2 separate regions of the Homo sapiens genome follow, and region 2 is linked to region 1. Evidence: chromatin loops called from intact Hi-C (ENCODE). Cell type or tissue: OCI-LY7. All regions are shown on one strand.

Evidence for each region. Peaks named below come from ENCODE experiments on the same cell type or tissue, not always from the same donor. Only the 100,000 strongest peaks of a DNase experiment are listed, where the experiment ranks them.
Region 2: it touches region 1 in a loop (3-fold over the local background); 2 of 110 quality-filtered maps call a loop at or near these places.

Annotation. Positions count from the first base shown.
Region 1 is chr3:31,853,737-31,861,736 of GRCh38, forward strand. All of the region lies in intron 3 of OSBPL10 (oxysterol binding protein like 10), which reads right to left. Among named protein-coding and RNA genes, the nearest start is that of OSBPL10, 120 kb to the right of the region's middle. In OCI-LY7, CTCF peaks have their summits at 4,906 (motif pointing right) and 5,108; DNase peaks (open chromatin) are centred at 25, 565 and 4,905; H3K4me3 peaks cover 1,144 bases; H3K27ac peaks cover 6,301 bases.
Region 2 is chr3:31,948,528-31,956,527 of GRCh38, forward strand. The region is part of intron 1 of OSBPL10 (oxysterol binding protein like 10); the gene reads right to left. Among named protein-coding and RNA genes, the nearest start is that of OSBPL10, 29 kb to the right of the region's middle. RefSeq lists an enhancer at 3,983-4,032. In OCI-LY7, a CTCF peak has its summit at 7,152; DNase peaks (open chromatin) are centred at 3,874, 4,784, 5,363, 7,274 and 1 weaker place; H3K4me3 peaks cover 4,394 bases; H3K27ac peaks cover 7,918 bases.

The sequences.
Region 1 (8,000 bases):
CTGCACGTTCTGTTCTAACTTGAGACAGAGCCTCTGCTCTCACCTGGCTGCACCACCCACACATCAGGGATCACACACATGAGGCAGCAGCCCAGTCCAGTGGTGCTGGAGCAGCAAGGCCTGGCTCCAAAATGCAGCCCCTTATCAGATATGCAACCTAAGGCAGTTATTTATAACGTTTCAGGGTTTTATCCTCATTGCCTATTTAAAAAGCAAGACATATCTTATAAGGATATTGTAAGGATTAAACTAAATAATATCTATTAAAGTACTTAACACTGCGCCTGGCATTTTGATCAAGTTTGATAGATGCTGGCATAACAATGTTCATCTATCTGTATAAAATATTGGTCAAGGTCACTCACAACCTTCTTTCATGATATATACATTATATCTCAGTAAAGTTTTTTTTTTTTTTTAAGGATAACTTTATCCCAAAGATAGCATACAGAATGGTCTAGAGAGATTGCCTAACTGTAAAGGCCAAACTGACCCCAGTGGTGGTTTTATCAAAGGCCTGCTCTGATCTTCCTTTTAAACGTCATCTTCCACAATACACTGTGCGCCTCACTCTCCAAGCCCAAGTGTTCTAACCAGTTCTCTGCATCAGCCTGGCTGCCATTGGCCCATAATGCCTCCTTTCCCACATTTTCTTAGCCACTCAGTTCCTTTGTGGTTAGTCTCAGCTAAGACAATAGCAAATGAATAAATTACTTTTCTTAAAATTCATATTATTAACATGGAAATGATTAATAGGTAACTTCTCCCAAAGAATATATACTTTTTAAAAAAGAATGTTTTTAAAAGTGTTAGACTATATATAATTTTACAGTTTTATATAACACACATACAATATATAATTTTTAAAAGTTGACAAAGAAATAATTTCAAACTTATAGAAAGTTGAAAAGAAAACCCACCACGTATCCTTTACTCGGTTTTACCAATTACTAACATTTTACCCCATTTGTTTTATCATTTGTTCCCTCTGTTCTCTCCTTCCCCACTTTAAAATAAACACATAAACACACATAATTATTATACGAATAAATGAATGAAACTTTTTCCTAATTTAAGGGTAAGGCCTTTTCCCCTTAAATACCTCTAACTGCTTCAGTGTGTCTTTCTAAAAACAAGGATATTCTCTGTATAACCACAGGACAGTTATCAAATGCCTTTATCCTATCTACTGTCTGTATTCCAATTAATTCCATGTCAGTGTAAAATCAGATCTAGTTTAGGGTAGGTATCGCATTTGGTTGTCATGGTTTTGTTTTGTTTTGTTTTGTTTTTGTTTTTGTTTTGCCAGAGACAGGGATCTTGCTGTGTCCCCAGCCTGGGGTGCATGCTGCATGATTAGCTCACTATAACCTCCAACTCTCGGACTCAAGGTATCCTTCCACCTCGGCCTCCTAAGTAGCTGGGACTAAAGCATGTGCCACCCTGGCTAATTTTTAAGTTTTTTTGTGCACACAAGGTCTTGCTATGTTGCCTGAGCTGGTCTCAAACTCCTGGGCTAAAGCAATTCATACACCAGGTCTCCCAAAATGCTGGGATTACAGTTTGAGCCGCCATGCTCGGTGAGTTGTCATGTATCTTTAGCCTCATTTAATCTGGAACACTTCCATACCCTTCTTGGTCTTTTATACTGACATTTTTGAAGAATACAGTCCATGTAGGATATATTTTTAAGTAGGAATACCTTAAAATATTTACTGTTGTTCTCTAGCCTCCAGCCTTGTTTTACTTTTCTTCATAGAACCTGTCACCACCTGGCACAGTACATATTTGTCTGTTGGATGTCTCCCTCACACAAGTACAAGCTACACGTAGTCACTTTCCAGGGTCCAGTACTATATCCTAGTGCCTAGAACATTATGGTACACAGACATGCAGTGTTTGTTGAATGCTACTCCCAAGCATTCATCTACTTGCAGTGTTTGTTGAATGCTACTCCAAGCATTCATTCGTTCTTCTAAGCCTTTCCTCCAATGTTAGCAAAACAGGGACCAGACACCCCCACTCTGAACAACTGACCCCAACTTTATCACTCACAGTGGATGCAGTTCAGTGCAGGAAATGTCCTCAGACTAAGAGCTGTCTACCCTCAAGTCAGAACTTCTCACAGAGGGCTAGCGATGGAAAATCACCCCACAAGGTTCTAGGCAAAAAAACAGCAACTCAAGTATTGTAGAAAAAAGCCCTATTTAAGTACAGATGTATGGTGCAATAAACTAGTTCAACTGAATCAAAACTGTACCATTTTGTTTTTTCCTAAAAATATATATATTTATATATGTATAATATATGTTATATACATTTATGTTTATATTACACACACACACACACACACACACACACACACACACACACACACACACGTTTTAATCTAAAGGCCTTCTTGACCTAAAATGATCTTCCTGGGTAATGTTAGGACTTTCCTTTCAGGCAAGGCGGGCAGCCAAATGTTAAGATTATGCTGGAGAAGGTATGCAAAATTGTTGCACTTTATTAAGACAATTAAAAAAATCCCCAAACTTTATTGTTTTAATAAAAGCTGTTCTTAAATTGTGTTTTATTTACTTAATTTGATGGTATGTTTAGGAGGGTGATGTTTTACACTTAGTTTTAAGTACCCAAAAAGTAATTATCTGTGAAAAATTCTAGAAGAAAAATGGCACTGAGCTTAATAAAACATGAAAGCAAAATTACCCAATAGCAGAAATAAGAAGACAGAGCCAAGGGAAGAGTCAATCCTTAGATGAGCTTGTCCAACTTTACTAAGGGAGTTTATCCAGCCTAAACTCATCGGAATCTATTCCCCCAAAGACTTGCTACTTCGGAAAACATATTATCCTCATACTCTGCTTTTCAACCTGGAGCACTTTATACCTTCAGTCTCAACAGGAGATGCAGCATATCTTACTTTTCACCCAATGATTTGGGAAAGAAAATAAAACAGCTTTAAAATATTTTATCAGGCTAGTGTATTGTTCAGTAAGATGTACGAGTTGAATGTAAGATACACCTAGGGCTTCTTGAAAATGTTTTCATGTAGGCCAGACACAGTGGCTCATGCCTGTAATCCCAGTGCTTTGGGAGGCCAAGGTGGGAGGATCACTTGAGGCCAGGAGATCAAGACCAGCCTGGCCAGCATGGTGAAACCCCGTCTCTACTAAAAATACAAAAATTAGCTGGGCATGGTGGCGGGCACCTGTATTCCCAGCTACGTGGGTGAATCGCCTGAACCTGGGCGGTGGAGGGTTCAAGGATCACACCACTGCACTCCAGCCTGGGCAACAGAGTGAGACCCTGCCTTGAAAAAGAAGTTTTCATGTGGGCAGTACTAACCCTCTTCAACCTCCAGTGGCATTCATACCCCCTGCCCTCTGCAGATGGAGAAGCTCTGCTTACAGAACCCAAGACAGGAGCTAGCTCTGCTAATCAGCCAACCACCCCAGCACCGGAGGGTTTTGTCAAGGAAGAGGCCACTCAACAGAGACTATTAATCACTATTTAATTCAAATAAAGGGGAGAGATGTAGCAGCTCCCCTCAAAGAGCATTAAACTTTAAACACTTCAAATTATTTCAAGTGAAAGCAATTCAGAGTAGCAAGAAGAGGAGCCTAATCTGAACTGGCAGGAATTTGGAATTACTGAACATCTTCAAGGACATTAGATGTTAAGACTTTCAAGTGAAGAATATAATGAGAAGCAGGTTCATCAGTGACTGCCTGATGGAGAGCATCTCCCTGAAGATAAAACGACCAACTCAATAGTGACCCACGAGAACACAGCACTCAGCAAAAGAGCCTCGGCTCCAGGTTTTAAAATACATTTTTAATAATTCAAATTTTAACCACTTGAGTAACTACATTTTTAATATACAACTGACCAATGCAAAAGATGAAAATTTTGAATAATATCAAAAGGTACACCTAAATCCCTATATACTTTCAACCATAAATCTCTTGTTCCCCTAACAGCACCCCTGGCAACCACTACTACTAGCCTCTCGTGTGTCCTTCCAAAGATTGGCAGGGGGGTGGGGGGGAGAGACAGAAAGGGAGAGAGAGAGAAAGGGAGAGGGAGAGGGAGAGGGAAAGAGGGAGGGAAAGAAGGAGGGAGAGGGAGAGGGAAAGGGGGGGAGAGAGAGAGAAAGAGAGAGAGAGATACAGAAAAAGTAAGTATGTGTGTGTCTCTCCCGTTTTTGTTTGACTGGTTGGTTGTTCCTATCATGGTATATCTTCCCCACAGCCTGTGTTTTTTTTTTTTTTGAGACAAGGTCTCGTTCTATTGCCCAGACTGGAGTGCAGGGGCGTAATCATGGCTCACTGCAGCCTTGACCTCCCTGGGCTTAAGCAATCCTGCCATCTCAGCCTCCCGAGTATCTAGCTGGAACTACAGGAGCACGCCACCACACCAGGCTAATTTTTTTATATTTCTGTAAGACAGGGTTTCCCTATGTTGCCCAGGCTGATCTCAAACTCCTGGGCTCAAGCAATCCTCCCATGTCAGCCTTCCAAAGTGCTGGGATTACAGGTGTGAGCCACTGTGCCCAGCCCCCTATGTTTTTTAACCTTTTCATCAACTTTAATAAATTAAATTTCTCTTTTATTGCAGAAGCTCAGTTTTTTATCAGAAATACCCCATTTCATTTCACAAGCTGTGCCTTTCCAGTCTTGGGCAGTCAGGTACTGCTTGTTTCGCAGGGCCCAACTTAGCTGGGTCCTGAAAGCACAGTACCCCTCACGGAAACTCATTCAGTGTCTGGCTCTGTACTAAGAGCACAACAGACATGATCTCATTAATCCTCACCACAGCATACAATTCAATCCTCACATCAAAAATTACTGTCCTCATTTCAAGGAATAACTTGCCCCAGGTGGCACTATAGGGCTAGTTCTGAACCGGGTACTGCCCCCAGAGAGCCTAGAGCACTTGCCTTTAATCCTGCAGCATCACAGAAAGTGAGATGGGAGCCACTCAAAACCAGATGCACAATGTGAACAAGGCCAGCCTGGCTGAGTCTGGATTATACTGGAGCTTTCTGATGCATGGGGAATATAAACATTTGGGCAGTCTATCAAAACTTTTAGGGGGAAAGTCATAACAATCAGGTTTTAGAGATGCTTCTTAGCCACTCCTTCATGATCATCTTCAGGTAGAACTTGGCTTAACAACCAAGTTATCCATCAACAGAAATGTTGTAGCAGAATTGGGTGAATCTGTGTTATAAAAAGAATATTGTGACATGCTTAATATTACTTAATCCTAACAACTGCCCTGTAGGGTTGATGCCATTATTTTGCCCAATTTACAGAAGTGAAAACTGAGGCTAAGAGACATTACTCGTTTACTGAGTTACTTGAGATTACAAAGCTAGGTAGTAGCCTGTGAGTGGCCCAGGCACAGCCAGAAACCAGGTTTTTTTTTTTGTTGTTGTTTTTACCTAATTCCCTACATTGTCTATCACACCAGATCCTCCATTTGTTCTAAAAAATTTTGTCTATGTCAAAAAAAATGGGAAAAGTAAAGAGACAAACCATGAAATGGGAGCTGGAGCTTCCGGATAGCTGAATACAGGAGGCTCTAGGAGGGTGACCGCCCAGGGAGGGCGTAGAAGTTCCACGCCCCTTCCCTTATACCTCACCCTACATATCTCTTCATCTGTATCCTTTGCAACATCCTTTATAATAAACTGGTAAACATAAGTTTCAAAGGGCAGATTTACAATGTGTACATGGCCTCCAGCCATGCAGGTTGTTCTCATCAGTGCCACGCTGCCTCACGAAATCCTGGAGATGATCAGTAAGTTCATGATGGACCCAATCTCCATCTTGGTGAAATGGTTTTCTTTTGCCCTTTCACTTTCTGCCATGGGATGCCACAGCAAGAAGGTCCTCACCAGATGCTGGTCCCTCAATCTTGGACTTCCATCAAGGGAACATCACTAACGTCATCATCATCCCAAAATGAACCTCTCCCAGGCTCCTTAAGTTTATTTTTCTGTGCAGCAACTGCTTGTGCTGAGACATTGGAAAGGGCTTTGGTTCCAGAATCCTTGAGGAATACACAATTCATTACAGCACCCTTACCTTGTAGTATAATCACATTTCTGCTTAGGAAGGCCAAGAGCCCAGCAAAGTAGGTGGCATTCCCACATGTAATCAGACTGGCCCTTGAGGCCTAAGAGTGAGTGAAATTTTCCAATGGACTTGGAGATTGCCATGTAGGACTTACTCCAATAACAGTTCCATTTGGGCATGGAGAGTATCTTAAGAATGGTGTGGTGGACATTGCTCACATATACCTGGTAATCCTCTCCCTCCTGCGCACATTGGAACCAGCCCTTCCTGCTCCCTTACATGAAGTCTGAGTCAATGAAAAGCCTTTTCTTTCCCTGTGCCCTAAAAGGCCTTGTATTTGAAAATGAAAGCGTTTAAGATTTTGAAGAAGCCTGCACCTCGGCAACCTCTGCATCATTCACTGCACGAAGCACAGTCACCAGTCACCAGACCTATGATGGGCCAACTCTCTACATGAAGAAGCACATCCAGAGTTGTATTTTACTTGCCCCCAGGTCTATGGAGATGTAAAAAAGGAAAGAATTAAGCATCTTGTTATTGGATGGTCCAAAGGAACATGTCACTGAGTGAGTGACCTTAACCAAGTCATGAAACTGCATTAGAAGGATTTACTATGGGAGAAGAATGAGGGGCTCCAGGCAGAAAGCCCCAAGGCAATAAAGAGACAAGGAAGTGATAAGAGGGGACTGAACGACCAAGGAGGCTAGGGTTATGAGCCACATTCTCCACCGTTGCCACCACATCTTATCTGATGACCTGACCCACCACATTAAAAAAGTTCATGTATGTTCTTTTTAGTTTCTTCTACTCAAAACACTGTTAAAAATACCTTAGTTCTCTTTCTGTTTTTTGTTGTTGTTGTTGTTTTTAGATGGAGTTTCACTCTGTCACCCAGGCAGGAGTGCAGTGGCACAATATCGGCTCACTGCAGCCTCCGTCTCCTGGGTTCAAGCAATTCTCCTGCCTCAGCCTCCTGAGTAGCTACAGGTGCCCACCACCATGCCTGGCTAATTTTTGTGGGGTTTTTTGGGGTTTTTTTTTTTGGGTTTTTTTTTTTGTATTTTTAGTAGACACGGGGTTTCATCATGTTGGCCAGGCTGGTCTTAAAATCCTGACCTCAAGTGATCCGCCCACCTCAGCCTCCCAAAGTGCTGGGATTACAGTTGTGAACCACACATGGGCAAAAATACCTTAGTTCTTAAGTCTACAGGTTATTAAATATACATTGCTCTAACCTACACTATGGATAAAAATTGAAAATTAAGCCAATAACATAAATTATTAGTTTAGAAATCACAGATTTAGAATAAGTCATGTTTTTAATCAATGTGTTTATTTTTGATTTTCATTGGGTCAGTTTGGGGGTCATTAGGAAATTGTGAAGGCATATACAGTCATCCCCTTGGTGTCCATGGGGGATTAGTTCCATGACCCTTCTAAGACAGCAAAATTCACAGATGCCCAAGTCCCTGATATCAAATGGCATTTTATTTGCATATAACCTATGCATATATATTCCCCTGTAAATCACCTCTAAATTACTTATAATGTCTAATGCAATGTAAATGCTATGTAAACAGTTATTTGTATTGTTTACAAAATAATGACAAGATTAAAAGTCGATCCATGTTCAAAACAGATGCAATTTTTTTTAGAATATTTGTGATCCAGAGTTGGTTGAATCCACATAGGCAGAACCCACAGATACAGATGACTGATTGTCTATAGAACTAGAAACTCAGAATTTAAATTTTAGCTTGTATCATTGTTCAAAAATTGATTAATACCATTAATATTATTGGCCTCTTTGGTGACACTAACCATTCCCTTGGCAAGTTTGCACTGGTTATCTATTACTGCCTAACTACCCCAAAACAAGAGGTTAAAAGTGACTACTATTTTATTTTATCT
Region 2 (8,000 bases), 95 kb after region 1:
ACTCGAGCAATAAACGGGCAGTCATCCTCCGTCATATAACTAACAACTTTCCTCCAATTTTTATGGTGCTTTTTATGCTGACTTTATAAAGTTTCACGTTTTACTTTCCAGATTTCATCGTGTGCATTCAATGCACCCCAGGAGTGTTGCTAAGCAGTTTTAATTTTCCAAGAAGTATTTCTTTGCCTTTCCTTTCCACTAAAGCATAGCTAAGAAATTGGAAAAGGCCCCCAAATCAAGTTTTCTGTACAGTGTGTACAATCTGGACCAAGACATTCAAGAAGGAATTGACTTAAGGAGAACTTCAGAATCATGGCTGGAGCCCCCACCATCCATGATGGAGTTAGAGAGTACCTCTATGGTAATGCAGGGCCAAATAAGTAAATTCCAGAGTAGCGAAATTAACTTTGTAATAAAAGACTATTTGATTATTCAGAGAAAAGGGAGCAGGTGTTTGGTAAGGTGCCAGAGAAATTCCTTAATTACCAGCCAAGTCCAAAGGAAATAAATGGTCAAATCAATTAACTCATTATTTATTATTTACTCTGTGATTAAACTTACAGATCAAGCTTCTAACAATACTAAGGGGAAGTTGGGGAAAGAGGAGTTTTAGGTTGGTTTCTTAGCCCAATGCAAATCTGCCTCAATTGTCATTCCTAAAACGCACACACATATTATTTCAGGAAGGATTGAACCAATCAACTGAAAAAACAGGAGACAAGTTAAAATAGCAACAGCTAACCTTTTCAGAGTACCTTCCATGTGCCTAAAACTGTGCAAGTAGTTGGATGCATACATCCTTCTCCATTCTCATGGAACAATTGTGCAGTACAAGAAATATAAAAGGATACTGGGTTCCGGCTGGGCACGGTGGCTCACGCCTGTAATCCCAGCACTTTGGGAGGCTGAGGCGGGCAGATCACGAGGTCAGGAGATCAAGACCATCCTGGCTAACACGGTGAAACTCGGTCTCTACTAAAAATACAAAAAATTAGCTGGGCTTGGTGGCAGGCACCTGTAGTCCCAGCTACTTGGGAGGCTGAGGCAGGAGAATCACGTGAACCCGGGAGGTGGAGCTTGCAGTGAGCTGAGATCACCTCACTGCACTCCAGCCTGGGCAACAGAGCAAGACTCTGTCTCAAAAAAAAAAAAAAAAAAAAAAAAAAAAAAAAAGGATACTGGGTTCCTACCTCACAGAACAGACACAAGTCCAGACAGATTAAAGCCTTAATTGAGAGAGGTAACTTCTGAAACTTTCAGCAGAAAATATAAGAGAATATCTCTTTAGTTAACTAGAAAAGAAAATACTCATATTCTACCACATTAAGAACCTCCTGACCTGAGGTCCCACCTATGGACTGACTTGGTTTGGATCAGAGCTAGAAGCTGCTCTCAATGAAAAATTTTAGTTGTCAGTTATGCAGTGGGTTGAAGTAGCAATCTGAGAGTTGGCAAAAATTTTTTAAAGTAGGTCTCGGTGGAAATCCTACTTATGTAGGCTTGTATTAGCTTCCAGGGTATCCGAAAAGGGCCTGTCAGGAGGGATGACTGTTTCTGCCAGTAAACTGAGCAGTGGGCAGCATAATTAAGAGAATATGGAAAAGAAGTAAGAACTTGTTTTTCAAAAGCATCACAAATAAAGTAAAAAGCCAAGCTATGAACTAAAAGGAGATATTTGCAACATAGATCCAACAAAGGATAAGTATGCAGAATATATAAAGCACTCCTACAAACCAATGCAAAAAAGACAACCTAATAAATAACTGAGCAAAAGACCCAAGCTGGAATTTCATAAAAGAGGAAGAAAGAATGACCCTTAAGCACATGAAGAGCTGCTGTCTTTCTGATAATCAGAGATACACAAATTAAGATACCAATGAGATATCATGTATACCTACTGGCTTGGCAAAATTAAGAATTCTTACTATATCAAAAACTAGAAAAGGTGCAGAACAATGCAAATGCTTATACCCTACTGGATGGCATTAAACTGGCACATCCACTTTAGAAAACAACTTAACATCATCTTATAAAATGGAACATCCAAATACCCTGAAGCCCAGTGGATATAGTTTGGATATCTGACCTCTCCAAATCTCAGGCTGAAATGTGATCCCCAATGTTGGAGGTGGAGCCTAAGGGGAGGCACTTGGGTCATGGGGGCAGATCCCTCACAAATGGCTTGGTGCCCTCCCTATGGTAATAAGTGAGTTCTCACTCTGTTAGTTCTGTTAGTTTACCAGTTAGCTCTGTTAGAGCTGGTTGTTTAAAGGAGCCTAGCATCTCCTCCTCTCTCTCTTGCTCCCTCTCGCCATGTGACATGCCTGCTCCCTCCACTTTCCATCTTGAGTAAAAGTTCCCTGAAGCCTCACCAGAAGCCAAGATGCTGGTGCCATGCCTGTACAGTCTTCACAACCATGAGCCAAATAAACCTCTTTTCTTTATAAATTACCCAGTCTCAGATATTCCTTTATAGCAATGCAAAACGGACTAACACACCAACAATTCAACTTCTACATCAACATCACAAGGAAATTCTTGCGTGTGTGTACTGGGAGATACATACTAACTTACACACAGCAGTAACACCGTTCACAGAGGAAGAAATGGTGAACAACCTAAATACCCATCACCAGGATAAAAAATTTGTGACATAGTCACACAAAGAATGTTATACAGCATTGAAAAGAAATGCACTGAAGTTAGACACAATAACGGGAATCAATTTTGGAAACAAAACGGGAAAAAAAAAAGACTTGCAGAAAACTATATACAACATCCTTTTAAAAATATAAAACTGAGAAACAAAACTAAATAATACAGAGAGATAACACACATTATTTTTGTAAAATATCTATTATAAAAATACTTTATATTATACAAAGGTGAAGGAATGATGAACTTGAAACTCAAGAGTTAGTGGTTACCTAAAAGAGGGGAGGAAAGGATTGAGTTGAAGAAGAATACTTGGGCAGATGAGCTACTAGTGGTTATATTATCCTTCCTAGAGTGAATGGTGAGCTCATGCCTGTTCATTTTCTTATGCTCTGTTACATATATGATTGCATATATTCTTTAATATAAATCAATTATATTTTTCAAATATTAGAAAAAAGCTATTTAGATCATTTATTCTATGATTGTATACAATTATAAAAATAGAAACTAATATATAAATGTTAATTTAAACTATATAATTATATATTTAAATTATATGGAGTATTTATTATTATTCCCATTTTACTGATGAAGAAACTGAGAGTTAAAAAGGTAGGATAACTTTACACATCCAGTTAAGTGAAAGTGACAAACTAAGCTTTTCATTAACTTTAAAACCCATGCTTTAACACCGTGCTATACTCTTAAGATTTCCACCAGCGAAGAAAAAAATTAGATATAATTCACAAGATTCAAGAATCCCTGCCTAAAACTCCATTAGTGTGCAACTCTTACAGAACTCCTACTATAATCTGTGCCTTCCATGAGTGGTGGGAAATGAGTATTGTTTATTAGGATTTGTTAGCTCTAAAGACAAACTTATTTACATGTTAACATATAGTCATATTAAACAAAAGACTCTTAAATTCAATGAAATTTGGAATTTATAGAAAACCTACGATAAAGCATTTTGTTTTATTTTGCAAATGCAAATAAAGAATCCTGGTGCAAAGTGGAAAGCCATGCCTTAGTACACATTAGGTGGATTAAGAAATATGTTTTCTTCAGTGAGGCAAAACTATTCAAGTGATAAATTCATCTGTTTGTCCAGGTTCTTTTCTTGTTTTCACCTTCTGAGCTTCTTTCACTTCCCTTCAAGAGTCATGTTTCCTCTCTCACCCTAGATCTTAACCAGGTGGCACTTCCTCCAAAAGAGTTCCCCACCCTACATCCAGGCGTATCCCTCGTCACGCTCCGTGAGAGCACTTTGCATGCTGCAGTTCAACCACTGCTGTGCATCTTCTTCCTAGCCCACCAGCAACTTGGGGCAGGAACCCATCTACAATAGTCCCCACTGTACCTTCAGGCACAGCATGGGGAGCAATGAGAAGGAATCAACAACTGAATGAAGGGATGATCATACTACTATGTAAAATCCATTCACACGAAAGGATCAGAGGGAACACAGAATAGTAGGAAGGATGTGGCACTTGGAATCAGACTGACCTGTGTTAGAATGTCCCCCCAACATCAGTTGGCTCTGATATTACTAAATATTAAATATTACTAAAACCTGCCCGCCTTGTGTGGTTATTAGAATTAGTGGTGATAATATGTGTGAAGATGATTCTCTCAGGTACTAATCAGTGACTTTAAACTGTGGCTGTCGGGGAAGGGTCCTATATTCTGGTTCAACTGGTCCAGGATGGGATCTGGTGATGAAATTTTTGTAAAATCTTCCTACTTTTTTTTTTTTTTTTTTTTTGAGACGGAGTCTCATTCTGTAGCCCAGGCTGGAGTGCAATGGTGCAATCTCGGCTCACTGCAACCTCCGCCTCCAGGGTTCAAGCAATGCTCCGCCTCAGCCTCCTGAGTAGCTGGGATTACAGGCGCCCACCACCATGCCTGGCTAATTTTTTTGTATTTTTAGTAGAGACGGGGGTCTCACCATCTTGGCCAGGCTGGTCTTGAACTCCTGACCTCGTGATCCATCCACCTCAACCTCCCAAAGTGCTGAGATTACAGGCGTGAGCCAGCGCGCCCGGTCCTCAGATACTTTTAATATGCAGAAAGGTTTCAGAACCTCTCCACGGGACAGAAGCAAGGCAGGAAATAACATCTGCAGAGCCTTGCTGTGTCCAACACTCAGTTGCCACACATTATATTATTTAATACCCCCACACACACAAAGAGTGGGCACTGCTTCCCCCTTACCAAGCAGAAGTGATTCTGTTGTTGTTGTTGTTGCTGTTGAGGACAGGGTCTAGACTGGAGTGCAGTGGCTTGATCACAGCTCACTGCAGCCTCAGCCTCCTGGGCTCAAGCAATCCTCCCACCTCAGCCTCCTAAGTAACTGGGACTACAGATGCATGCCACCACACCTGGCTAATTTTTGTATTTTTTGTAAAGACGGTTTTACCATGTTTCCCAGGCTGATCTCAAGCTCCTGGGCTCAAGCAATCTGCCAGCCTCAGTCTCCCAAAGTGCTGGAATGACAAGTGTGAGCCACCACACCTGGCCACAATGGCCATTCTTCATTAACCCTTTTCCTTCTCCCTCTCAATCATGTCAATTTTCTTCAAAAAAGAGACAGCTAAACTTTCAGACAAGTCACCATACGTGAAGATGTTCAAAAGCTCTATGTGTATGTGAGGAGTGTGTGTGACAGAGAGACAGAGACAGAGAAATGAAAGAGGAGGAGAGAAGGAACTGGGGCAAGAGGCAACAGAATGACGCCTTTTTCCATCAGAGAGTTCAGCAGCTTCAGTGCTGTGGTTGATTCCTTAACATCAAAGCTAAATAGGAACTTGTTTCCAGCTCCAGTTGTTGCAGCTGACTGGTCCTATAATTTCTAGCATGCACAAAGCATGTCAAAATCCTCAACAACAAAAATCATTAAGAGAAGTCTGGGTTCATCCTTTAACCCTAGAACAATTAAATGTGTGAGGTGCCCGTGCATTGGCCCATTTGCTCCTTCTGCACATGAATTCCCATTAACACCAGTCCCAAGAGGGAAGAAAAAGGGGTCAGAAAGATGGCTGCCTGGCCAAGATGCCACAGGCCTGGAGGAGGTACTGAATTAAATGGCCTCTAAGCCCCTCAACTCTAATCCTCTACAAAGAGCCTTTGTGCATTGCTAACACTAGGCTGGAAAGGAAAAAGAAGCAACAATCCCAAGTTCCATGAGGAGGGCTTCTGGTTCTTTCTACTTGCAGCAATCAGGCATAATTTTAAAGCTAGCCGTCTCAGCAATAAAAAGGAATCCACGACTGATAAGACACAACGACATAAATGAATCCCAAAATGTTATGCTGACTAGAGGAAGCCAGACACAGTAAGTATATATTGTGTGATTCCATTTATATGAAATGCTAGAGTAGGCAAAAACCAATCTATATTGGGGGCAGGGGGAAGGATGGTGGTTGCCTGGAGTGGGGAGGAGCAAGAGACACAACAGAAGCTTCTGGGGAGATGGTAATGTTCTATGCCTTGACAGAGGTTGGGTAAAAATGCATGCAGTTGTCAAAACTTAGCAATGTACACTTAGGATTTGTGCATTTCATTGTGAAATTTTACATCAAGAGAAATAATTGAAAACAAATATTGTTAATGATATGTGTTAATGACATGCATGCTAAAATATTTATGACTATACTAATGTCAGCAGTTTGCTCTGAAATGTATAAAGAAATAAAATGGATCTATGGATGAGACAGATGGACAGACATGTAAAAAACTAGGTATAATAAAATGTCAGTTGTAGAATCCAGGTGGTAGATACTTGTGTGTTTACTGTACAATTCTTTCAACATTTCTGTATATTTGAAATTTTTCATAATAAAATGAGGGAGGGGGCAGTTAGCCACATAGAAGGTAGATGGGTGGATAAGGTAAGCTAATTGCTAAGAAAAAATCATAGAAGCTACTGGCATCCAGGCATCCACTGGGGTTTAATGCAGCGTGAGCTGCTCAGACAAAAGAAAAAAGGAAAGATGACAAAATTGAAGATAACAGTAATACAGTAATAATTTGTTGAACCACTACTATACACCAGAGGTATATGCTAGACACTCATATGCCATCTGGTCTTACCATCACAACTTCCCTGCAAGGTAGGCATATCATCATTTTATAGATAAGCAAACTGAAACTCAGAATGGTGCAGGAACTTATCCGAGGCTAGAATTTGAAACCAGCTCTACCAACCTCAATAGAAAAAGAACCATATGAGCCCAACACTGCTTCCCTCTTGCAAAGGTCAGGACTGTGCCAAAGGCTCAGGCATGGCACTGCAGCCACAGCTACCCAGCAATGCCACCTATCATGCAGTAGGAAGCCACCCTCTTGGTAACAGCATTGGCACTTGCACTGACTCCCTGTCGCTTCATTCTCCCAAAAGCCCTGTGGGGTCTCCTACACTCAATCCTCTTCCCTCTTTTCTTTTTGCCACAAGGAGAATTTACCCACCAGGGATTTAGCCATCATCTCCATGCACATGCTCTTAATAACAAATAATGCAAAGCAGCTCATTCAGTGCCATCTAGCAGCTTTCCAGCCCAGCTTCTAGTCTACAGAAGCTAGAAAACTATAAGCTACATTTCACTGACTCCCTTGCAGCTAGATTCTTCTAAGCAGACACACTCATGCAAGATCTGAGAGTGAGAGGGGAACAACAGGAGGCAGTAGCCACAAACCAGAAGGTCAGAACTTCTGGTCAGATGGTGACAAGTGTATTTGATTCCTTGGAGCAGTTATAGCAGATGTTATGAAGTTTGGCCTCTAGTGTCACCAGCCCTAAGGCAGAAGTGGGTTATATCCATGCTATAGATGGGAATTGGTTAGAGACAGGCTGTGTTGTTCCTAAACATGTAGCATTGATCTTGGTTCTCCCAGAAACACTGCAAAACCCTCTAATAAATCCCTGGCTACTTAGACTGCTTAGAAGGAATCTACTGTTTGTAACTAATATCCTAAACAGCAACCCTTCTAAATGGCTCTGATCCTGCCTCCCACATTTTGAGCCTATATAAATGCCTGCTAGAGAGTAAAACTCTTTAGTACAGGAGAGTCCCACTTTCCACATTAGAGGGAGGGCAAAGGAGGACAAGGAGAGTTGAGGGGACATCCTACAGTCCATCAGGTTCTATTAATATCAGTATGTGCAGGGTCTCCCAGAAAAGCAAACTGAGCAAAGCTTTCCAAATGTTCCAGGTAAGAGGGACAACAGAGCACATAAAAATGATGGCCTTTTGGCCGGGCATGGTGGCTCACCCCTGTAATCCCAGCATTTTGGGAGGCCGAGGCAGCTGGATCACCTGAGGTCAGGAATTCAAGACCAGCCT